Regions from separate parts of the Homo sapiens genome. Here all the other regions are linked to region 2. The links are chromatin loops, found by intact Hi-C in ENCODE. Cell type or tissue: heart right ventricle. All regions are shown on one strand. Region 1 has its middle 20 kb from the start of LINC02493. Region 2 has its middle 48 kb from the start of LINC02493. Region 3 has its middle 5.0 kb from the start of SNORA75B.

What was found. A loop is a pair of places that touch in the nucleus more often than their neighbours do. Peaks named below come from ENCODE experiments on the same cell type or tissue, not always from the same donor. Only the 100,000 strongest peaks of a DNase experiment are listed, where the experiment ranks them.
Region 1: it touches region 2 in a loop (4-fold over the local background); 6 of 110 quality-filtered maps call a loop at or near these places.
Region 3: a loop joins it to region 2, with 2.2 times the contacts of the local background. A loop is called at or near these places in 2 of 110 quality-filtered maps.

Annotation. Positions count from the first base shown.
Region 1 is chr4:17,162,368-17,170,367 of GRCh38, forward strand. No RefSeq gene overlaps it. Among named protein-coding and RNA genes, the nearest start is that of LINC02493, 20 kb to the right of the region's middle. RefSeq lists an enhancer at 743-1,244. In heart right ventricle, no CTCF peak of the experiment used is centred here; a DNase peak (open chromatin) is centred at 4,831; H3K27ac peaks cover 3,112 bases.
Region 2 is chr4:17,229,740-17,237,739 of GRCh38, forward strand. No RefSeq gene overlaps it. Among named protein-coding and RNA genes, the nearest start is that of LINC02493, 48 kb to the left of the region's middle. In heart right ventricle, no CTCF peak of the experiment used is centred here; DNase peaks (open chromatin) are centred at 2,522 and 3,052; H3K27ac peaks cover 2,988 bases.
Region 3 is chr4:17,311,847-17,319,846 of GRCh38, forward strand. No RefSeq gene overlaps it. Among named protein-coding and RNA genes, the nearest start is that of SNORA75B, 5.0 kb to the right of the region's middle. In heart right ventricle, no CTCF peak of the experiment used is centred here; no DNase peak of the experiment used is centred here.

The sequences.
Region 1 (8,000 bases), 67 kb before region 2:
CTTTAGATAACCTGATGACAATGTGCCTAGGTGATGATCTTTTTGCAACGAATTTCCCAGGTGTTCTTTGTGCTTCTTTATTTGCATGCCTAGGTGTCTAGCAAGGCCAAGGAAGTTTTCCTCAATTATTCCCCTAAATATGTTTTCCAAACTTTTAGATTTCTCTTCTTCCTCAGGAACACCAATTATTCCTAGGTTTGGTCATTTAACATAATCCCAGATTTCTTGGAGGATTTGTTCACATTTTCTTTTTCTTTTTTCCTTGTTTTTGTTAGATTGGGTTAATTCAAAGACCTTGTCTTTAAGCTATGAATTTCTTTCTTCTACTTGTTCAGTTCTATTGCTGAGACTTTCCAGAGCATTTTCCATTTCTGTGTGTCCATTATTTCCTGAAGTTTTGATTGTTTTTTATTTATGTTATCTATTTCATTGAATATTTCTCCCTTCACCTCGTATCATTTTCTTGATTTCTTTACATTGGGCTTCACCTTTCTCTGGTGCCTCCCTGATTATCTTAATAACTAACCTCCTGAATTCTTTTTCAGGTAAATCAGGGATTTTTTCTTGGTTAGGATCCACTGCTGGTGAGCTAGTGTGATTTTTTTGGGGTGGGGGGAGGGGTTAAAAGCCCTGTTTTGTCACATTACCAGAGTTGGTTTTCTGGTTCCTTCTCATTTGGGTAGGCTCTGTCAGAGGGAAGGTCTAGGGCTGAAGGCTGTTGTTCAGATTCTTTTGTCCCATGGGGTGTTCCTTGATGTAGTACTCTCCCCCTTTTCCTATGAATGTGCTTCCTGGGAGCTGAGCTGTAGTGATTGTTATCTTTCTTCTGGATCTAGCCACCCAGGGAGTCTACCAGGCTCTGGGCTACTACTGGGGGCTGTCTGCACAGAGTCCTGTGATGTGAACCATCTGTGGGTCTCTCAGCCATGGATACCAGCACCTGTTCCAGTGTGGGTGGCAGGGTGGTCAAATGGACTCTGTGTGGGTTCTTAGCTTTGGTGGTTTAATGCACTATTTTTGTGCTGATTGGCTTCCTGCCGGGAGGTGGCGTTTTCCAGAGAGCATCAGCTGTGGTAGTATGGAGAAAAACATGGTGGGTGGGGCCCTAGAACTTCCAAGAGTATATGCCCTTTGTCTTAGTTACCAGGATGAGTACGAAAGGACCATTGGGTGGGGGCAGGCCTAGGCATGTCTGAGCTCACACTCTCCTTGGGTGGGTCTTGCTGCAGCTGCTGTAGGGGATGGGGGTGAGGTTCCCAGATCAACAGAGTTATGTTCCTAGGAGGACTGTGGCTATCTCTACTGTGTCATGCAGGTTGTCAGGGAAGTGGGGGATAGCCAGCAGTTACAGACCTCACCCAGCTCCTGTACAACCCAGAGTGCCAGTCTTACTCCCAACAGCACCAATCCTGTTTCCAGGCAGTGGGTGAGCAGGGCTAAGAACTTGCCCCAGGCTACCTGCCTCCCAGCTGCGAAAGCAAGTATGGATTTCCTTCTTCCCCAGTCAGTGGAATCTGCACACTGGATTCACACCCTTCCCCAAGTTCTGACCAGGAGGCTTCTTGATCAGTTCAAATTGTTACAATGTTCAGCTGGAAATTTCCTTCTCCCTGTGGCCTTTTCCCAGTGCCTCTGGCAGCCCTCCCAAAGGATTCCTGTGAAGCCAGGTAGGAATGACCAGCTTGGGGACCCAGCGAGCTCACAGGGCCTTTTCCACTGCTTCCTCTACTTCTGTACCTCGCTTGGCTCTCTAAATTGGCTGAGCTCCAGATAAAGCCAAAATCTTCTCCCGTAATCTAGACCTTCAGTTTCCCCAGTGGGGATGTGTGTTTAGAGGTAAACAATCTCCCTTCCCCACTCCTGCAGTTTGGGCACTCAGCATATTTGGGGTATCTCCTGGGTCCTGCAGGAGCAATCTGCTTCCTTCGGAGGGTCTGTGGCCCCCTCGGGTTTCCTAGTTTATTCCTGCAGTCGTTCTGTAGCTAAAATTCATGATGCGAGCCTCCATACACTGCTCTGTCCATCTGAGTCAGAGCTGCAATCTAGTCCTGCCCCTTGTCTGCCATGATTCCCCTTTTTCTCGTCTCAAATTTGTTTAATTTGTTTTTGTCCATGAATTCATCACTGTTTCTATCTTGCTCTGTATATTGTTTATCACAGAAGAGATGATGAGCAATGGAAGCCTCCAATCTTCCCTGAGAGCAGTAGCATAAAAACCATGTAGCCTCTGGACTCTGGGTTTATTCAAATAGAATCTTCTATTAAAATCACATTCCAGATAGGAAAAAAAAAAGTTTTAACTACAACTGATCTAAATATTGTTGACAGAAGACCCCCTCCTCTAAAACTGAGACAATGCCTATTACAAAGACTACATTTCAAAAGTTAAAAGTAAGCTAAAGTAAAAAGTTGGGACAGAGTTTAGATTTAAGGCTTTGGCCCATGGATTGGCTTGTAGTCAATATTTTCTTGAGTTACACATACAGTGAAGATTGCCACGAATAAGATGACACATTGAAAATAACATTATCTGAGCAGCGTCATGTCTGGATTTTAGCCAAGCTCAAGAAATATAAAATAAGGTTATTTCTATATGGTAGCCTCACTGCTGGGTATCTGGCTTTTAATGGTTTAGTGAGAAGATTTCATATTGATTTTTTTTCAAGTTTACTTTTTAATAACACAAATAACCTTCAGTAACTCATGAGGTATTCCATTAATGCCATAAAAGTACAAAATTTGAATTTCTGGTTTAGAAGTTCTCACATTTCATAGAATGCAAATGTTAGATGCATTTATGCAATCACAAATGCAACTAAGGTCATTGGTGGCAAACAACAGAAAGCAACTCTGGTTGATTTACACAGGAAGGGAATGAATAAATGGTGTTGGGATGTTCAAGGAATGGATCTGAAGGCAGAGGAACTAGGCTCAAGAGTCTGTGAGCAGAGCCAGGATCCTGCCCCATCACTACCGGCCATGTGCTCCCTCCCAACCCATTCCATGCTGCTAGACTCATTTGCCCTGGACATTCACTCTACACCAGTGATCTCCTGAGTCCAGCACAGATGCCATGGATAATGTCTCTTCACATCATTCTCTCATTATTCAAAGTCCTAGACAGAAGCTTCTTCTTACTCACACTCAAGTTTTGGCCCTGGATCTAGCTGTTAGCCAGTAGAGACAGGAAATACTTGCCCCCTCCTTGGGCTTCTGCTCAAATAGGAAAGTATCCAGAAGCTGGGGAATCAAAATGACTAAAGTTTGTTAAAATAAAATACCCAAATGAATACAAAGTGAATATTTCATGTCAGTGAAATACCCAAATAACAAAGAACTGTAATTTATTGAGGTGACTTTCTTCCAGGCAATGCACTATGTGCAATATATAATATATTGCGTACTTCTAGGCAATACACTATGTATAGTATATAATATATATAATTTCCATCTCATTTAATCCCTCATAGCACCCCTAATGAGACAGGTATTATCATATTAAGGACAAGGAAAGAGTAACATGCTCAGGGTCACAGAGCTATTGAGCATCAGAGCCAGAATTTAAAGGAAAGCCTTTCTGAAACAAACACCAGTTCCTCTAACCACTGAACTACACAGTCTCTCCATGAGTATTGCCACTGTGGGTTGGCTCAGGGTTTGCACTTACAAGGCATATGATGCATGTTTATTTTGGCATTTCCTTTCAGTAGACATTCAGTGAGTTTCCACCACCTATAAGCCACCATCTTAAGCACCATGGGTGGATATAAACATGAGTAAAGTACACATCGGTCACTAACTGCAATATGGAGAATGACAAAATCCCTGCAAGTGACAAATAAAAGATAAGTCATACCCTGAGGGCAAGGATTGTGTCTTTCTTGCTTACTGTCTATCCTTAGTACTTAGCATGGTGCCTGGACATAGCAGACTCTCAGTAAGTATTTAATAAATGAATAAAAATAATTAACATTTATTATGCACTTACTATGAGCCACGCACCCTGCCAAACCTCCTGTGAGGTACTTACAATGATTAATCTCCACTGTGTATCCTACCTAGGATCACATGTGAGTAAGGGGCATACAAAACCATGCAGACTGTACTTTACTGGGGGTGAGAGCTTCAGCTTGAGGTCGGCAACCAGACAGCATGCTGGCTATAGCAATCTGGGCTCCACATCTGTACCCCTTGGCTTTCATAAGAAGAAAAGGCATCTTGTTCAATGGCTCTGTTAAGAGAAAAGAAATTGCTTTCCCAGAATTTTCCCACAGATCCCCCCTTTGCATCTAACTGCCAGGAATTGGTCATATACTTATTCCTAAATTGGGTCCTGTAGCCAAAGTGAAGTCATGAGCTGATTGGCCTCGGCCAAAATGGCCAGTCCAATCAGGTCCAGAGAAGTATTAAGAGGGCTATTAAATAGTATTAAGAGGGTTCTGATGATTCTTAATAGGGTCAAGCCCTGCAGCTGGAGGTTGGTTCAACTTCCCCTGGAGCATATGGGCTATTGGGAGATGGGTAGCTACCTGAAAATAAGTGGAACTACTCTCAGGAAGGGGAAATGGACAGATGGATGCTCTATCGGTAACTGAATATGTCCACTATGACCTCCCTCTTTAAATTCCTACAGGCCCCCGCAGCTCTCAGAATGAAGTCTGAATGCGTCAGCAAAGCACACAACGTTCTTCACCACTTGCCTTCAGCCTGATTTTCCAGGCTTACTTCCAAACCTTGCAGGTCTCCTCCCCTGGTTTCCTAGAACTATTCACTCTCCTCTGAAAGCATGCCCTGCCCTTCCCCTTGCCTTTGCCCATGTGGTCTTGTGCCCGGAAAACTTTTCAGCTCTCAGATAACATGGCAGCTCCTCCTCTCAGCACCACGTCCTGCCTACTCCTTTGGGTGAACTGCTACCCAGTGTCTCAGGGGCCCCCAGGAGACAGTCTGCAAGGGCAAGCCTCCCTCACCAGGCTGCAGTGGTGCCTTCCTTGTCTTTGAATAAAGCAAGAAAATGAAAAGTCATCTGAATGAGTGAATGAATCCTAATGCAATATACTGTCTCAATTTCTTGAGCTTTTCCTTCCCAACCCTTATCACAATTGAAATTACATATTCATTGACATAATCATTTGTTTGGTATCTGTTTCCCCCCATAAAAATATAAGCTGTCTGGGGGCAGGAACCATGTCTCTTGTTCACTCCTGTACCTACCACAGTGTCTGACACATCTCAAGGGTTTAATAAATATCTGTTGAATGAATATAACATCCAGAATATAAAGCTGCCTAAAAACTGCACACACTATTTTTTCCATTGTATCTTTTCTTCAACAAGGAAATAATATGGCTCATAGGAATGAAGAAGAAACCTAAGCTTTATTCCAGACAGCTTTTCACGGCTTTGATTGCTGGAAAGAGGCAAAACCCCAAGTCACATGATTTTGTATTTAGAATATTAATTTTCCCTAGGTCATGCAGAAACAGCGATACTTTCCTTAATGAAATGCTCTTGTACTAGTTTCTATTTGTATGCAAAACACATCATTGGTTTAACATATTGAGACAATCTCCCCTACCCATGCACACCCATATCTGCCTAGCCGAAGAAGGGGAAAGGCTTCTGATTTATTACACATAAACAAAATGAATAAGATAACATTTTATTAGTTAGAAACCATTATAAAAACAGCAATAAAATGGGGCAGTACAAGTGGAAGACGCCCTTATCAATAAATCCTCAGAAGTTTAGGACCCTGGTGCATGTTGTAATAATAAAAAAGATAATTAAAAGGATCGAATTGCACAGCTGTATCATTTTATCAAGAAGCAGCCCTCTAACAATAGAAAACATCAGGGCAGTAACAGTTGGTGAGTCTCTAACCTTTTTAAAAAGGAAAGGTATTTGAGATTCAAGTTGTTTTAGCTATTGTGAGAAGAATCCATGTTTACGTTGTGTCGCATTGAAACATGCAAATCCAGGCAAGAAATGGCTTTCCTTTAAAATCAGTATCTTTATGAGTCTTGTTTCTTGTGCTGAGCAGTAACTGGCTTTATTAAATTAGCCATATCCATCCTATCAATTATAGCTGATATTATAACTAACAACTGTAGGTGAGAAAGACAGTTTCCTTACTTTTTGTCTAAGAAAGTCTTGGGTTTTCTTCCCTTGACTGAGAATCTTCATTTTGTCTTAGAAAATCCTTATGACACATTGCAAATACTTTTTATACAAAGACATCACAAGGAAACACAGAAACCTCAGAGCTTTTTCATTTCCCAGAGAGCTGTAGTCAGTTTTTAGAAAGTAAATTGTGTCCTCTACCCTCCCCTCAACTCCCTCCAGGTCAATGTTTCCCCTCCCCCATCCTGGTCAGTTTAATATGAGTCACTGCCTGGGCTTTGTTGTATGGAATAAAATAACATATTCTCCTGGGAGTCAGTTCATGCAAAACACTCCCTGCTGAGAGTGGAAATTTACCCATAAGACATTCTTCCAGCAGCAAGCCCCTGGAGGAAACCTGACCAGAATGTTTAAAGACTTGAGGAGCTCGGTCTCCTTAACTCCCTCAAAATTTCTCAGAGAAAAAAAAAAACACACACACACACATATTTAAGGTTTATAACACCTGGTGACAAAAGACACAGTGAGATATGATGTTATTTAGAAAGAAAACTGAAAATGAGTAGATTATTTCCAATATTTCGTCTGCCACTCTGTCTTCTACCACGATTTCTATTCTTTCTATTCTCCCTTCCCATTTTGGTTTATGGTCACTCTGCAGTCGTTCCATTGATCAATGCATGAACTCTTTCTTTTAACAACTGCCACATACTCAATAAGTTACTTTAAGCCAAGTAGCTATTATTTTGCAACATATTTATAAACTCTGATATATTTTCTGTAGTGTAAATGACATCGATTTACCACTAAAATAATACATGTGTTCATAAATGCATAAATCACAAGAAAGCTTAGTTGGGACTTATAAAAAGTCTTGAAACAAGCCCATCTTTGTAAAACATACACATATACATAATATAATTAATAATGTAATATACACACATACTATAGATACAGATACTTTTTTTTTTAATAGTAAAGCTAAGGATCATGAAAGAACATGGAAATGGAAGCCCAGCCCAAGAACTTTGCCTCTCCTTCATCAACATTTACCAAATGGTGATGCAAACAAATCAGAAGAAATATAAATTTCACCGAAGGCAGCTCCCATCTTACAGAGGGCCTAGACAAAGCTGGTAAGAACCGGCTGTCTTGAAAAGGCATCAGAAGAGATTTACTTGATGGCCCCTGGGCTAGACATTGTGTCATCTTTTCTTTTTATTAAGAACTTGTTATCTAGGTTTTCAAAAGTGTACTTATAATACACTTTACTAAATAGTTTGTAGAGTTGCACAATGTATGCCTGTATAAAAACCCTGTTAAAAATTTCAAAGTTTGCAAACTGGAAGAATAAGTGAGTGGCTCATTTAATTTATTTTAATCAGTTATATCAGGAAAATGCAATTATATTGAAGGGAACCCTTTGCAGAAGCAGAGAGCAATTAGGTTTTGCGTGCAGAGTACTTTTTTTTTTAAAGCCCATGTCTGCAGCATTAAAGAAAAGCATAATGTCAATCATCTTGATTTCAAATTCCTTTAGTGCAGTCCTTAAACAGTGCAAAAATTATAGAAAGCTAAAGCTATTTTTGTCAAGATTGTGTGCAGCTGTTTTCTGCAATTCTTGAACATTCTTGATATAAATGTGTTTCCAAAGGTACCCGTTTTTAAAAGTAAAAATTACTGCAGTAATGCTCTTAACCTTATTTTAAATAGACATTTTCACATCATCTCTTAAAGAGAAAAACTTACCAAAGAGGCCCCTTGAGTGAGCTAAAGTTTCACTAAATTTAAGTAATGGGATTTCCCTGCTCATTAACATCATCTTATGCAAAAGAGTAGCTTAAAACTTGACAAGTAGATGGCAACAGTGCAAAATGGCA
Region 2 (8,000 bases):
GAATAGATGCAGGAAAAACATTTAACAAAGTGCAGCACACATTCCTGATAAAACCCTTAAAAAACCAGGAATAGAAGAAAATTTTCACAATTTGATAAAGAACACCTACAAAAAAACTACACTGATCATAAATCAAGTACCCAGTAAGCCCCAATAGCTAGATCCTGTATGAGAGATCACCAAGACTAAGCAGATCAAACTTCCATACCTGAAATATTCTGACAGCATTGTCAATCTCAGGATTTTGTCTTGCTTCCCTGTCTTCCAGCAGCAGTGCTATACTGTGCTGATGAGGTGTTCATAGATCACCTGAAATATGTTTAAAGACAGCTCACATGTGCCTGCTGCAAAGCGTTGTAGGAGTAATCCTTTTCCAATGGCTGGGGAAAATTCAGGGGGCAAAGAAAAAAAAATAGCTGAAAAAAAAAATATGATTCTTAGGCTGGGCACGGTGGCTCAGGCCTGTAATCCCAGCACTTTGGGAGGTCAAGGCGAGCAGGTTGCTTGAAGTCAAGAGTTCAAGAGCAGCCTGGCCAACATGGGAAAACCCCATCTCTACAAAAATTACAAAAATTAGCCAGGTGTACTGGCACACACCTGTAATTCCAGCTACTCGGGAGGCCAAGGCACGAGAATTGCTTGAACCTGGGAAGCAGAGGTTTCAGTGAGCTGAGATCGTGCCACTGCACTCTAGCCTGGGCGACGGAGTGAGACTCTGTCTCAAACATATATATATATATGATTCTTAGGGTCCTTCGAGTCTGTTTATAGATTAGCATTCTCCTCTTTCCTCTTCTCTTCTTAACATTAATATATATTAACCGAATGTGCATTAAAAACACTCAGCAAAAGACAATATCTTATTTAAATAATGGTATTTAAGTAAAGTGCTGTTTTATAAATTATTATACGTTTCCGCCCAGCCCTCTCATTTCATGGTTTAAAAAAAAAAAAGGAAGATTCACCATCACAGTTTGAAAAATAATAAAGAGCTTGGCAGCATTTCTTCAACAGTTACTTCCTATTATGCCAAACACTCTCCTTTTAAGCTAGCAAGATGCAACTGAAAGTTGTAAAATAATTGCCCAAAATAAACATAACTATACTATTGTATATCAAAGGACCTCATAGGTTAAGAATAAAATGGTGACTCAAGCTCATAAACGCTAGAAAAGACTAAGTATAAAAGTCTGACCTAGAGTCTGAACATCATTCATTTGGCATCTTGCCAAGCATCATAATAAAATTTTTAAAATCATCAAACATTGCCTTCAAATCATCCTTCCAAAGAAAAGTCAGCTCAGGCTCAAATCAAACTCTTGGAATGCTGTAATTCACCAGTATTGCTGAGCAGAGGGGACTCTAAATCATGGTCAAGGGGAGCTGGGTCTAGAACCATCTCTGATGCCAACTTGCTCTGTTGTGCCTCTCTCTGGGCCCATTTCTTCACCTGCAGATGAACTTGTACAACTCTTGGGCAATGCTAAAATTCTCAACACTAAGGGAAGATGATTGGCAGTATGAAAGAGAGTGGAAGCTGAGGAGGACAGAATCAAGCTTCTTGATACAAGCAGGGGAGCTCTCTGGGGAGATGGGATTTAAGATGAAAGGAAACTCACTCCCCCCAGGGAGGGAGGCCAGGCATGTGTGGAGTGGACCTACGAAGAGCATGAAATATAAAGCCTTATCTGAAGAGGAGGATCTGGAAGGAAGTAAAGAGAGGAAATGTCTGAAGAATTTTAAAAGAGAGCAGCAGATTCAGGAGCAGAGTGTAGGACAAAGTCAGAGAATCCCTTGACCCTCTCTTCCAATTCACTCTCTACAAAGGCTACAGATACATTTTTCTGCCACCCAATTAAAATTATATCCTTTTCCTGTGCAGAATCTTTTAATAACCACCTATTACCCTCAGGACTAAAATAAAAGCGAAATCCTACTATGCTCCCGTAACTCCTTACCCTTACATTCAAAATTCAACAAGCTCTGAAATCTAAAGTTTCTTTATACGTAGTTGAGGAAAATTGACCTAAACGGACTCGAGGATCATTATGTTCTTTCTTTCTTTCTCGGGTGTGACTATTTGGTGTCAGAAATATTAACAGAATATTTACAGGATGCTGCCCCAAGCCCCACTGGGATAGGATGTATACAATACAATGAAAATAATTATGTTTCTAAAATCTGAAAAATTCTAATTCTAAAACTACATCTGGCACGAAGGTTTCTGGATCAGGGATTGTGATTTGTACTTTCTTTCTTTCTCTTTTTTTTTTTTTTTTTTGAGACAGAATCTTGCTCTGTCACCCAGGCTGGAGTGCAATGGTGCAATCTCAGCTCACTGCAATCTCTGCCTCCTGGGTTCAAGTGATTCTCGTGCCTCAGCCTTCTGAGTAGCTGGGATTACAGGAGCCTGGCACCATGCCCGGCTAATTTTTTGTATTTTTAGTAGAGACGAGGTTTTGCCATGTTGGCCAGCCTGGTCTGGAACTCCTGACCTCAGGTAACCCACCCGCCTCAGCCTCCCAAAGTGCTGGCATTACAGGCAGGAGCCACCGTGCCCGGCCCGTGATTTGTGCTTTCTTATCATAACAAGGATGGTCCCCAGTGGCCAAGCCCTTGCCAACCTCACTCTCTCCTACCTCATACTCATTTATCTCCACCATGCTGTGTTCCAGATATAGAGTCCTTATCACGGCCTTATGCTACAGTTTTGTCCCCAACTATGGCTTTATACAAGCTTTCCCCACTGCATGAAATAGCTCTACTCCATCTTTTCACTTGGAAAAATACCTTGCACATTTCAAAGCCCATTTCAAAGTCTGCTTTTTCTATAAGGCCATCCTTTCCCTGTGCAGAACATTTTAATGCCCCTGTCCCCAGCCCTCTCTGTGGTCTGCACAGGGCTGGCTACTCACTTTTCTGTGCACTTAATCATCTACACACAATAGCATGGGCTGTTTATTATAACCACCTCTTTACAGGACAGTGTTCCTCCTCTGGTCTGTAGGCTCCTGACAGGCAGCGCCTGCCCTACTTATCTCTGACCTCAGCATCTGGCAGAGTTCCTAGTACTAGAGAATGCCTGCTGGATTATGGGAGGCATTCAGCAAAGAGCAGTCCACCAATTCATTACTCCAGGAAGAAATGAACTAAACAGCCACCACCACAGTCATTACTGACCCAAAACAAATAAGGAGACTTAGGAGCAAAGGCAGAGAGCTCTCCAACCTCCTTCTCCCAACAGATCCTCTGGTCCTGCACTATCTCTGTCTCTACTCACACCAACAGGAACAGAGTGTCCTACCAAGGTCTCCTAAAAGCTGCAGAGCTAAAACATTCTCCTTCCCAGGCCCTCCCGAATAAGGACAAAGGCTAAGTTGTCTCCTACCAATGGTGGCTGAGTATGCAAACGAGACAGTCATCAGGAGGCCTGGACAGAGAACACTCAGCTACCTTTAGCACCATAATTCTGATTCCAATATAGATGGAATAAATAATAGTAATCAGAACAACAATGATACTGGCAAAGAGCTTCAAGCTTCAAGGCTTACAAAGCACTTTTACTTACCTTTTCTCACTTAATCAAATTCGCACACTCTGTATAGCAGATATTGTTATGGTGCCCAATTAATAGATGAGAAAACTGAAGCTCAGAGAGAATCAGCATTAGTAATAAAGGCTCAAAAGCTAATAAAAAGGAGCTGGGGTTACAAGCAGATTGATGTGGGCTGGGCACGGTGGCTCACACCTCTAATCCCAGCACTCTGGGAGGCCAAGGCGGGTGGATCACTTGAGGTCAGGAGTTAGAGACCAGCCTGTATAACATGGTGAAACCCCATCTCAATTGAAAACACAAAAATTATCTGGGCATATGGGCAGGTGCCTGGATCCAAGCTACTAGGGAGGCTGGAGCATGAGAATCACTTGAACCCGGGAGGCAGAGGTAGCAGTGAGCTGAGATCAGGCCACTGCACTCCAGCCTGGGCGACAGAGCAAGACTCTGTCTCAAAAATAAAAAATAAAAAAGTAGATTGATATGGAAGCTCAGATTTGAAGGACAGCATATTGGTCAAAGCCACAGGAAAAAGAGAGGACATAAATTTGGTGGAATAGGCTGACATAGTACTGCTGGGAAAGGCAGAAAAGGAGGTTATGGTTCTATGTGTAGAAAAGTGCAGAGCTTTAATACCAGGGAAGAGAAAATGTTGTGACTACAATAAGAACTGGAATTAGAAGAAAAATCTGCTGGCTAAGGGATCAAGGGTACCACAAAACTGAGATGAGTGGGGCCAAGGATCTACTTCTGATTAAAAGCAATATATAATTATTACAGAGAATTTAGAAAAACTAGAAAAAAGAAAGAAAAAAATTTATTTAAGAACATTTTAAAAACATGCTAAGATTCCATTATATAAAGTAAAGCTCCCAATTGTTTGCTATACCCTATTTTAATTTAATGGAGTATTTTTATTAACATGGATAGTCTCTTGCTTTTACCTTCCTTACCTTACCACTGGATGAGAGTAAATATTTTACTTACCCTCATCAACTTTCAATATTATTATTTCATTTTAAATATCAGATAATTGTGGGGAAATTTTGGAAGAAGGGCTGTAACATCCTATTATTGTTTTAATTTACATTTAATTGGTTAATAAGGCAAATTAAATTTTTTTTCAGTTTTTACCAATATATTTCATATTTGTCTTTTGCCTATTTTTGTTCTTTTTCCATTTGTTTACTGAGGTCCTGGTATTACTGAATGTATATGAGTTTTATATTTATTTAAAAGAGTTACCCTTTGTTGAATTCTCTACAACATTATTCCAAGTTTTATTGATTGCTTTTTAATCTTGGTGATTTTTTTGATGTATGAAAGTTTTAAATTTTTATGTAGTCAGATCTGTCATTCACATCTTTAGTGATTTATTCTGTCAACTTTAAGCTGAGAAACCCTCCCCCTGAGGAGGTTTCATAAATATTCACATCTATTTTCTTCTAGAATTTCTAACAGTTTAGGTTTTTAAATATTTAACTCTTTAAACCATCTGGAATTTATTTTGATGTTCTGAGTGAGGTTAAAAGATGTTCAAAATGCTTTTAAAAAATAATAAAACACTTAGCACCTCATATTTTTAGCTGATTTGGCATAAACCTTAAAGTCCAAGTGGAACCCCCATTAAACGCTACAAATTTCTTAATAGTGTTTATTATTTTCTTTCTAATAGCACAGGATACAAAATACACCTACTTGCCAGTCACTGCTCCAAGTGAGTTTATCAGCAAGCCACACACCCAACACATGGTCTCTCTTTTATTATTAAGAAAAGTAGGTAATACATAAGAAGCGGGGCTCCCACCAATCATTAGCAAATCCTCCAAAGAAAATCCAGCATATATCGGATGAAGTCTTTTCCCTAGTGGACTTGTGAAATTTCTCTGACTGAATCATTTAAGCAAAGAAAACTTTCCTCCCTTCCAATCATGGTCTCTCCTTCATAGTATGTGGTGCTCATTCAAAAGAGTACATGCAGAAGAAACCAGAATATATATGTTTGCTCTCTCTCCATGCGGGGTAAACAGTCCTGCCTTTCTCTGCCTTCCAACCCAAAGGTGGCCACGCTAGGTGCTGCACTGAAAAAGATTTGTGGCTTATTGTCCTGATGGATGCCAGAGTAATGGAATAGCTCTGTAGTATGTCCTGGAAAGGCAGGCCAACAAAGCATTGTGCTATTGATGGCTCACATTATAATGGAGAAATATTAGGGGGATATTTCAATAGCCACCCAGAGGAGAAACAGCAGCTATAAGAATGCCACAGACTGTTTCCAAGGAGAATAAAAGTGACATAAAAAAGGGGGAGGGGGCTGAAAAGGGGGTAAAAATGCTTCAGGGGGAAAAAAGTCCACTCCAAGAATATACGCGAATGCACAAGCTGTTTGCTAGCTTGGTTCTCTAGAGAAGGGGAGTAACAATCCCCAATATGTGAACTCCACAATTACAGCATTATTAATTTATACAGCACCAGAGACCACACATGAGACCTCATGGTAATTAAGTTACAGATAAAGCCAGGTTACTTTTCCTCTGAATATAAACAACTGTGTTCTGTTTAACATACACTCAAAAGAAAAACTGGTGGATTTTAAACTAAAGAACAGTGTCTGGTAAACCTATACTCAATGAAGATCTGTCAGTAATATAATGTTTAAAAAAAAAAAAAAAAAAAGAACTGCCCAGCAATAGATTCAGGAGAGAAGTAGAATGATGAAGATTTAGTCAGTAAGCTACTCTCTTAGAGAGTAGGCAAATTGGAGGCAGGAGGTTTAATGAGTCTCTCCTATAAGGCCTGAATTAGAAATGTGCAAATGTTCAAGCAAATGCTGGACACGGGGATAAAATCTATTGCCATAGTCCCCTGGAATGGCAAGAATTAGGCTACAACATAACCTTTACAAGTGGGGTAGACTTTGATCCAGCAATTTTACTTCTAAAAACCCATTCTAAGCAAATAATCCTGGACATGTGCAACGATTTTGCTCCAAAGATGTTCATCATAGCATCACCTATAATAGCAAAACTCTGCAGTCGATTTACCCTTTTCATCTCACATTTTACTGTAAGCAAATCTCCATGTCTATAGGTATATTTGTGGACTCTCATCTTAAATAACTACATAGTCTTCCACTTATGAATACATCATAGTTTAATCGATATATATAGGAATTTAAGAATGATATTACATTAACCCTTTATCATGTTCACAACATTGAAAAGAGTGCACTGAATAGACATTATACATTTTAATTTCCTGTTTGCAGAACCTCTCAGGAGTACCCTCACCAGCAATTTCAACAAGATTCTAATAAATTTATTTGTTTTATTTCCAATAAAATTCCTACTTACAAGACATTTTTATTGTATCTAGTTTGCCATTTAAATGACCTAATTTTATGTCAGACTCTCTAATTCATGTCTCTGAGCAATGCACATATCAGATACATGCTCAAGTTACCATTTATTTTCAAGATTGCAAAAACTGTACACAGAAGTAAAGCCATTAGAGGATAGTGGAATTGCATCCAAAGAAAATGTTAAGACAGTGTGTTACTCATCTATTGCTGCATAGTAAATTACCCCAAAATTTAGTGACTTAAAGTGTCAAACATTTATTATCTCATAGTTTCTGAGAGTCAGAAATGCAGGCATGACTCAGCTGGGGCCTCTGGCTCTGATCTTCTATGAGGCCACCATCAAGGTGTGGGCCAGATCTGCAGTAATCTTAAAACTCAACTGGGAGTCGAACCACTTTTAAGTCCATTCAAGTGGTTGTTGACAGGAGTCAGTTCCTCATGGATTGTTAGACTGAGACCTCCTTTGGTACTTGTTCAACATCTACAGGGCATCTCACAGCATGGCAGCTGGTTTGGCCAGAGTGAGAAAGGAAGAAGGCAACAGAGGGAGTACAAACAAAACAGAAATCACCATCTTTTAGAGCTAGGGTTGCCATATTTAGCAAATAAAAATACAGGACACTCAAAGCAATGTAAAGAGGGAAATTTACAGCTGCAAATGCATATGGTAAAAAAGAAGAAATAAATAAAATGAATACGAACTAGAAAAATGAGAACTAACTAAAGCCAAAACTAGCAGAAGGAAGGAAATTAGAGAGAGATAAATGGATTGGAGAACGAAAAATAGTAGAGAAAATCAACAAAACCTAGAGTTTGTTCTTCGAAAAGCTTAACAAAATTAACAAACCTTTAACTAAATTAACGAAGAAAAGGCGACAGGACTCAAATGTAATGAAACAGGGGACATTTCAACCAATTTTACAGAAATAAGAAGGATAAGAGAATATTACAAGTAATTATATGCCAACAAATTCAATAACCTAAATGAAATTGATAAGTCCTAGGAACACAAACCCTATCAAGACTGAATCATAAAGAAATACAAAATGGGAACAGACCAATAGCTAGTAAGGAGATATTTGCACA
Region 3 (8,000 bases), 82 kb after region 2:
GCATGTGCAGGTGTGTCTATCTATCTTTGTCTCTTTTTTCCTTTCTGAGGGGAGCAAGGGTATATTCAAGGTTGTCTCCTTTAGGATAAATTTATAAATACGGAATTACTGGGTTAAAGGTTAGCCACACATTTAAGGTAAAAATGATTTTTAGTAATTTATATTTCTTTTTATTCAGTAGGAATTTGAAAGAATAAAACATTCCTTGTCCTTACAAATAGTTGTCTTCAATTACAAGTTCCAGCACCTTCTGGTTGAAAGTCATCTCTCTTCTACTCTAAAACTGTACATATCATGAGTGCTTAATCAATGAATATTGAAATAAATTCCTAGCACTCCTAGTCCTGAAAACTAGCCATTTTTCTATGGGCATATTCCCCCTATCTCCAAGAACACTGCAATATGTCTTAATTTTTCGGGATCAGTTCCTTCATCCTCTGATTTACAAATATCTTGAGTCTTCAAAATTGTGTTGGGTATTTTGAATCTTGGTTCTGTGAATTTTCCAATTCTGTTGATGTCCTGGTTTTTTTGGTGTTGTTTGTTTGTCTGTTTGTTTTGAGACGGAGTCTCTCTCTGACCCCAGGCTGGAGTACAATGACATGATCTCAGCTCACTGCAACCTCTGCCTCCCGGGTTCAAGCTATTCTCCTGCCTCAGCCTCCTCATTAGCTGGGACTATAGGCACACCCCACCATGCCTGGCTAATTTTTGTATTTTTAGTAGAGACGGGATTTCACCATGTTGGCCAGGATGGTCTCCATCTCCTCACCTCATGATCCACCCACCTCGGCCTCCCAAAGTGCTGGGATTACAGGCATGAGCCACCACACCTGGCCAATGTCCTGTTTTTTTAAAGGATTTTGACACACATACTCCTGATTAGCATAGTAAACTCAAAATAATTACTAAATCTTTCTGAAATTCAAGCAAGATATTGCTTGTGCTTAGTTTTTAATAATGCAAAATTGTTTTGAGCCAGTACTCCTTTTTTAAACTAATTTGATTCTCCTCTTTAATATGCTACATTAAAAATCTAGCCAATATCAAAATTAGCCATATAGCTGATAAAAGAAAATAATAATAATTAGAATCATAATTTCAGAATTTGTCTAGAAGGCTTTTTCTCTCTTTTCTTTTTCCAGATTTATTAAGGTATAATTGAAAAATGAAAATTGTACATATTTACAGTGTACAATGTGACGTTCTGACATACGTGTACATTGTAAAATGTTTAAATCAAGCTAACTAACATACGCATCAACTCACATACTTATTTTTTGCACTGAGAACATTTTAGAGCTATTCTCTTAGCAATTTTCAAGTATACAAGACAGTATTATTAAGTATAGTCACCATGCTGTACAATAGATCTCCAGAACTTATTCATCCTGTCTACCTGAAACTTTGTAACACTTCACCAATATCTCCTTATCTCCCACTCCAAGTCCTGGCAACCACCATTCTGCTGGCAGCTTCTATGAGTTGGACATTTTAGATTCCACATATGTGAGATCACGCAGTATTTGTCTTTCTGTGCCTGGCTTGTTTCATTTAGTATAATGTCCTCCAGTTCATCCATGGTGTCACAATGACAGGACATCCTTTGTTTTTAAGGCTGAATAGTATTCCAGCGTGTATTTATACCTCATTTCCTTTATCCATTCATCCATCAATGGACACTTAGGTTGTTTCCATGTCTTTCCATTGTGAATAATACTGCAATGAACACAGGAGTGCAGATATCTCATCAACATACTAATTTCATTTCCTTTGAATATATATTCAGTAGTGAAATTGCTGGGTCATATGGTAGTTTTATTTTTAATTTTTTGAGGAACCTCAATGCTCTTTTCCATAGAGGCTATACTAATTTACATTCCCACTGACAGTATACAAGGGTTCCCTTTTCTCCACATCCTTGCCAATACTTGTTATCTTTTGTCTTTTTGATCATAGCACTTCTAACAGGTGTTAGGTGATATCTCATTATGGTTTAATTTGCATTTCCCTGATGATTAGTGATGCTGAGCATTTTTTCAAATGCCCATTGGCCATTTGTATGTCTTCTTTTGAAAAATGTCTATTCAGGTCCTTTGCCCATTTTTTAACTGAGCTATTGGTTCTCTTGCTTAACAGCCATTTTCTTTAGACCCTGTTGGCCCACATAAAAAAAAGAAATAGGCAGATCTAAGACAAAAAGTTAATCTGTAATAATCCACCAAATAGCTACTTCATGCACTCTTTATACCTTTAATTTTTTTCTATCAAAGTTATTCTCTTTCTGCAATTGGTCACTTCTAATATATTTATGGTTGGGTTAGAGTCTGACCATATAACGTTTTTAAGCGCATAGCAATGCCACCTTTAAAAAGTTATCCTACAGTTATAGTCTCACAAAAATACAGTTTATTGGGGCTTTGTTTCTAATATCAAAAGATGGGAAACTATGTAAATCTCTAACATTAGTGGGCTACTTAAATAAATCATGGAACATGAACAAAATAGAGGATCTTGCAGCCAATAAAAAAGAATGAGATCTATCTATGCATGCCAATATAAAATAAATTCTATGGTGCATTTTAAGACAGAGTCTCACTCTGTTGCCCAGGCTGGAGCGCAGTGGCGCCATCTCGGCTCACTGCAAGCTCCGCCTCCCGGGTTCACGCCATTCTCCTGCTCCAGCCTCCCGAGTAGCTGGGACTATAGGCGCCTGCCACCACGCCCGGCTAATTTTTTGTATTTTTCGTAGAGATGGGGTTTCACCACGTTAGCCAGGATGGTCTCGATCTCCTGACCTCGTGATCTGCCCACCTCAGCCTCCCAAAGTGATGGGATTACAGGCGTGAGCCACCATGCCCGGCCTCTATGGTATATTTTAAATGAACAAAGCAAACTGCAAAACATTGTGTATAATATGCATTTTGTATGCTTAAAATATCTCTACTTGGCTACAAAAGAAAGTCATAGTTGTTGCTTCTAAGGAAGGCAGTGGGAGACATGGTTCCGACATGTAAGGAAAACTTACTGTTCATTGAACTTTAATTTTTTTTTTTTAGACAGAGCCTTGTTCTGTCATTCAGGCTGGAGTGCAGTGGCATGCTTATGGCTCACTGCAGCCTCAGCCTCCTGGGTTCAAACAATCCTCCCACCTCAGCCTCCCTAGTAGCTGGGACTACAGGGGTACACCACCACACCTGGCTAAATTTTGCATTTTTTGTAGAGATAAGGTTGCCCAGGCTGAAATATTTTAATTTTTTACAATGAGCATATATTAATTTTTAGTTAAACATAGACAATCAAATGGGAAGGGGGAGGGCTTTGGTTCTGTATTTCATGAAACCAGTCAAAATCACTATCACTTTTGGCTAATGGTAATCAACTCAAATTGCAAATTAGCAATTAATTTATCTCTGAATCTATCGGCAGGATTTCAACATCTCACCAAATCTTACTAAGAGTTTTAACCATATGCCAAACAGTTATTTCCTCGGTCATTCATTCATTGCACCATTCAATTCATACTAACCGTGGGCATGCACAATGCCAGATGCCATGCTGGGACACAGGAACACAGCAGTGAGCAAGAAAAGGAATTCGTTGTTACCTCTTTGAGCTTAGAGTCTAGCAGGAAAGACCAACCTTCCTACTAAGTAACTGGAGAAATGTTGAAGAGCATTGTAAGAGTACTTGAAGGGATGCTTACACAATCTATGTATTGGAAAGACCTCTGAGGAAAGGACATTTAGCTGATACCTCTAGTTAACCAGGTGACTGGTGAGAGAGCATGTTCTAAGAAGAGATGGGCAGATGGTGCCACCTCAAGGGTAAAACAGAGCTCTACCTGGCAGATTGAAAGCTGTCAGGACCAATGGAGCCTCAAGTTCAGATAAATGAATGGGGATACCACCAGGGAGCAGATCCTAGGGGACTTGAGCAAGGTTGAGGACCCTGGACCTCACTTTAATGACAGGAAGAACCACAGCAGGATTTTAAGCAGGTGTGTTAATCTCCTAGGGCCACTGTAACAAATTAACCACAAACCAAGTGGCTTAATACAACAGAAAAGCATTTTCTAATAGTCCTGAGGGCCAGAAGTCTGAAACAAAGGTATGGTGAGGGCCGTGCTCCCTCTGAAAGCTCGAGAGGAGAATCCCTCCTAGCCTCTTCCTAGCTTCTGCTGGCTGTCAGCAATCTTTGGTGTTCCTTGACTTATAGACACATCACTCCAAACCCTCCCTCTGTCATCAGATGGCCTTCTCTCTGTAGGTATCTCTGTCCAAATCTCTCTCTTGTAAAACCACCAGTCACAGTGAATTTCAGAGCCACCATGATCCACTATGACTTTATTATTAAGTTGATTACATCCAAAAAGACCCTATTTCCAAAAAGTCATATTCCCAGGTTCCACATGGAAGTGAATTTTGGAGGGACCCAATTTAACCCAGTACAGCGAGGACACAATATAATCTGATTTGCATTTTATAAAAACTATTCCAAGGATAAAGAGGGAAAAGATAGGGAGGGAGCGAGACTGCAAAGATAAAGATTAACTTCATATACATCTTTATTATTTTTGAATTAGGAGATTCATTTTGAGGCCCGAGCTACATACACATCAGACGTTGAGCTAAGAGCTGTTTCCATGATATCTCATTCTGTCCTCAAACTGCCCTGTGAAGATAGTCAGAGATGTGACTTTACCTGTCCATGGTCACACAGCAGTGCCTCAAACCCAGATCTGGTGGGCTCTAGAGCCTGTATGGTTTCCATCCTCCCAGGCTGAAAACTAAACACATTCTCAAGGCAATGAGACTCCTTTGACATAGATTTCCAGGAGATGGAAAATACTGTACACTGGCATGGTTTTAAGCACACTTCAAATTCTTTATGCAAAGCCAGGGCAAAAGGTGAATAGTTAACATATCCTAAAGAGCAGTCATGTTGTAATGCAAAGGAATCTGAGGGTTCCAATCACACTGTACCATGTCCAGTGATTCAACACTAGGTCAGAAATATTCTTTTTAAAAAGAGACCTATGTAAAATCCGTGCTTCACAAACACAAGCCCATATTAAAAGAAGCCTGCTTTTTATAAAATGAAGAAACTTGAAGCTATCATCTGAAAAACTCAGATACAGAAATGAATACAGAGGAAAAAAGAGGTAATTGGTGGGAATTATTTGGACTGATAGCTGATATTGATCAGAAACAGACTGTGGGTCTTCTCCCTCTTTCCTGCTTTACCTCCATAGTCCACAATTGTAAAGGTGGGTTGAAATTTTAAGAAACAACAATGAAGACCAAGGTTATTCTCTCTTGTGCTCAGTAGTTTTTAAGGGGTCAAATGAGTATTGTGGGTGTAGGTTACAGCTTCTGTCACTTATCACAATTTTGTCATCTCAAGGTCTGAACAAGGGAGCACCCAACTCTCAATTTCCTCTTTTTTGTTCCATGGCTTTTTCCTGCAATATTAAAACAGAAATGAAAGAAGGAAGAAAGGAGGGAAGGAAGGAAGGAATGGAGGAAGAGAGGAAGAAAGAGAGGAAAGGATGAAGGAGAGAATGAAACTTGAAAAAAGTACATGTGAATCCAAAAAGGGAGGAGAAAACAACGATTATTCTGATATGTATTACTAGTTTAAAAATGGAACTGTAAATCAGGTTATAATTTATAAACTGGTTCCTAAAAATAAAGAATAAAATATGTTCAAAAGCAATTAATAAGCAATTTTTATCTAGGAAGTGGGTGATTTTTGCACAAGGGGGAGAGAAATGCTCCAGGCTTTGCCTCATCTCCTAGAAGCATCCCATATTCTTAGATGTGACGTTGCCTTGGTAACCACAACTTGGTGACCTCGTTATTTCAACCTAATCCTGCTTTGAAATTATAGTTGCTCCACCCTTTTGCCTGGCCAGCCTGATAACATAATCATTGTAAATGAGGATGAGAAAAAAACAGCAGGATATAGTCCCTCCGGTGACACAAGACCAGTCTCACCTTATCATGGAAATAGACGAACAATTAAACGGCATGAATCTAAAACCCTAAAAGTGGATTTTCTTATTTTTATATGGCTTCTTATGCTTATTTTCAAAACCTACTGGTGGATTCAATGTAGCAGGGTATCTTGATATTACTATATGAAAATGGAAAATTCCTATTTCTGTTAAAAAAAAAGAGATAAACTGTCAAAGGTGAAGTTCTTAATTATGCATGTGTTTTGCCCAACAGCTGAATAGAAACCAGAATCAGAAAATAATTTTTTAACAAGTAGACTGGCAGTATCCAGGTTTGTTTGTCCAGCTTAACTTCCTCTGGCTAAAGCCTCACAGATCAGTTGTCATCTTGAATTCAGGTTCCTTTCATAACAAAAGAATCAGGAGATGACATTGCTTACATTCTGAATGCATCAAGTCGAACTATACTGTAGTTTAAAGGAAATATATTTACTCATTTGTTTCAATTTGTGTGCTTTGAGATCTCTGCCCGGAAAGGAAGGAAAATCCATTCTCTTTCTCCTTCATTTCCTCCTTTAAAAAAAAAAAAAAAATCCAAAATGGCTAGGATACAGTAGTGATAGGTTCGGATCTCAATAAAATGTTCATACTGCTCCCAACTCATACATGGGTAGCTACGTGGCCTGTCTCTTGGGCTCCTGGGCTCCCCTTCCAGGACACCCCCCCCATTTCTGATTGCCACACACCAGCTCACTCACTGTCTTTCCAAAAGATCCCCAGTTGTGGCACGTGGAGGGGAGGGTTACTTGGATGGATTCCCTTCACCCATTCTCCTGCTGGCAATAGTCCTGCTTCCTCTGTCTCCCCACTGTGTGCTTCCCAAAGAATAATTCTTTGCTACTGGTGGATATGCTGTTGGCCTCACCAATGGATGTCAATGGCAGCTCACAGGTGAGATGCAAGTTCCCACTCAAGGCCGTTATCCAGAGAGAACATGCCCAGGGGATAAGGCCACCCATGCTGGCATCCCCTCCTGCTGGCGAAAAGAGAGCCACTGCCATGGGGGGAAGAGGGAATGGCCAATGGTTGGTTAATGGATCCAAAGTGCAGCTAGATAAGATGAACAACTTCTAGTGTACTAGAGCACTGTAGGGTGACTATAATCAAAAACAATAATTTATCATATATTTTTAAATAGCTAGAAGAGCAGGTTTTGAATGTTCCCATCTCAAAGAAATGATAAATGTTGGAGGTGATGGATATGCTAATTATCCTAATTTGGATATTCTACATTGTATACATGTATTGAAATATCACACTGTACTCCATAAATATGTACAATTATTATGTGTCAGTTAAAAATAATATAAAAGACAGCTGCCATCAGTTATGTCTTTTATCTACAAACACAAGACAAGATTTGTGTCTTGTCATATATGACAAGATTATATTGTCATATAATCTTAAGAATTTAGGGAAAGATTGTAGCTTCTTGAAGAAAGTATGCTGCATCAATTAAAGCTTCACTATCAGAGTGATAATATCAAATCTCTTAAGATAAATAACCTGGAACAGCATGCATTTGACTTAAGAGTATTTCTTCCCTTTTGCTGAGGTGAGTAAAATTAGCATTTCATAAAGTGTGAGCTCCAGGTACACTACACCGGGCCATTCTAAGCCTACACTTCTCTTGTTCACTATAGCCACAAGGAGTAATAATAATGACGATGATAACAGCTAACATTCAGTGAGTTTGCATATTTACCATTTGCCTCATTTTACAGAGGAGTGGCTGACACACAGAAAGCAGAGGGTCTTGATAGCCTCCCAAAGCTGGCAGGAAGTGGCAAGCCAAGATTCAGATGCATGTAGCTACTCAGCTATTCTGCCCTCCTGGACCTAACTGTAGAACTAGGACCAATGGTTGGACCCCACGAGCAGACACATCAAAACTCACTCTGAAAAGAAAAGTCTAAGTAGTCCAAGCTGTCCAAAGACAGAATAGACCTAGACAGTCTCAAAAACAAAGGAAACACACAAA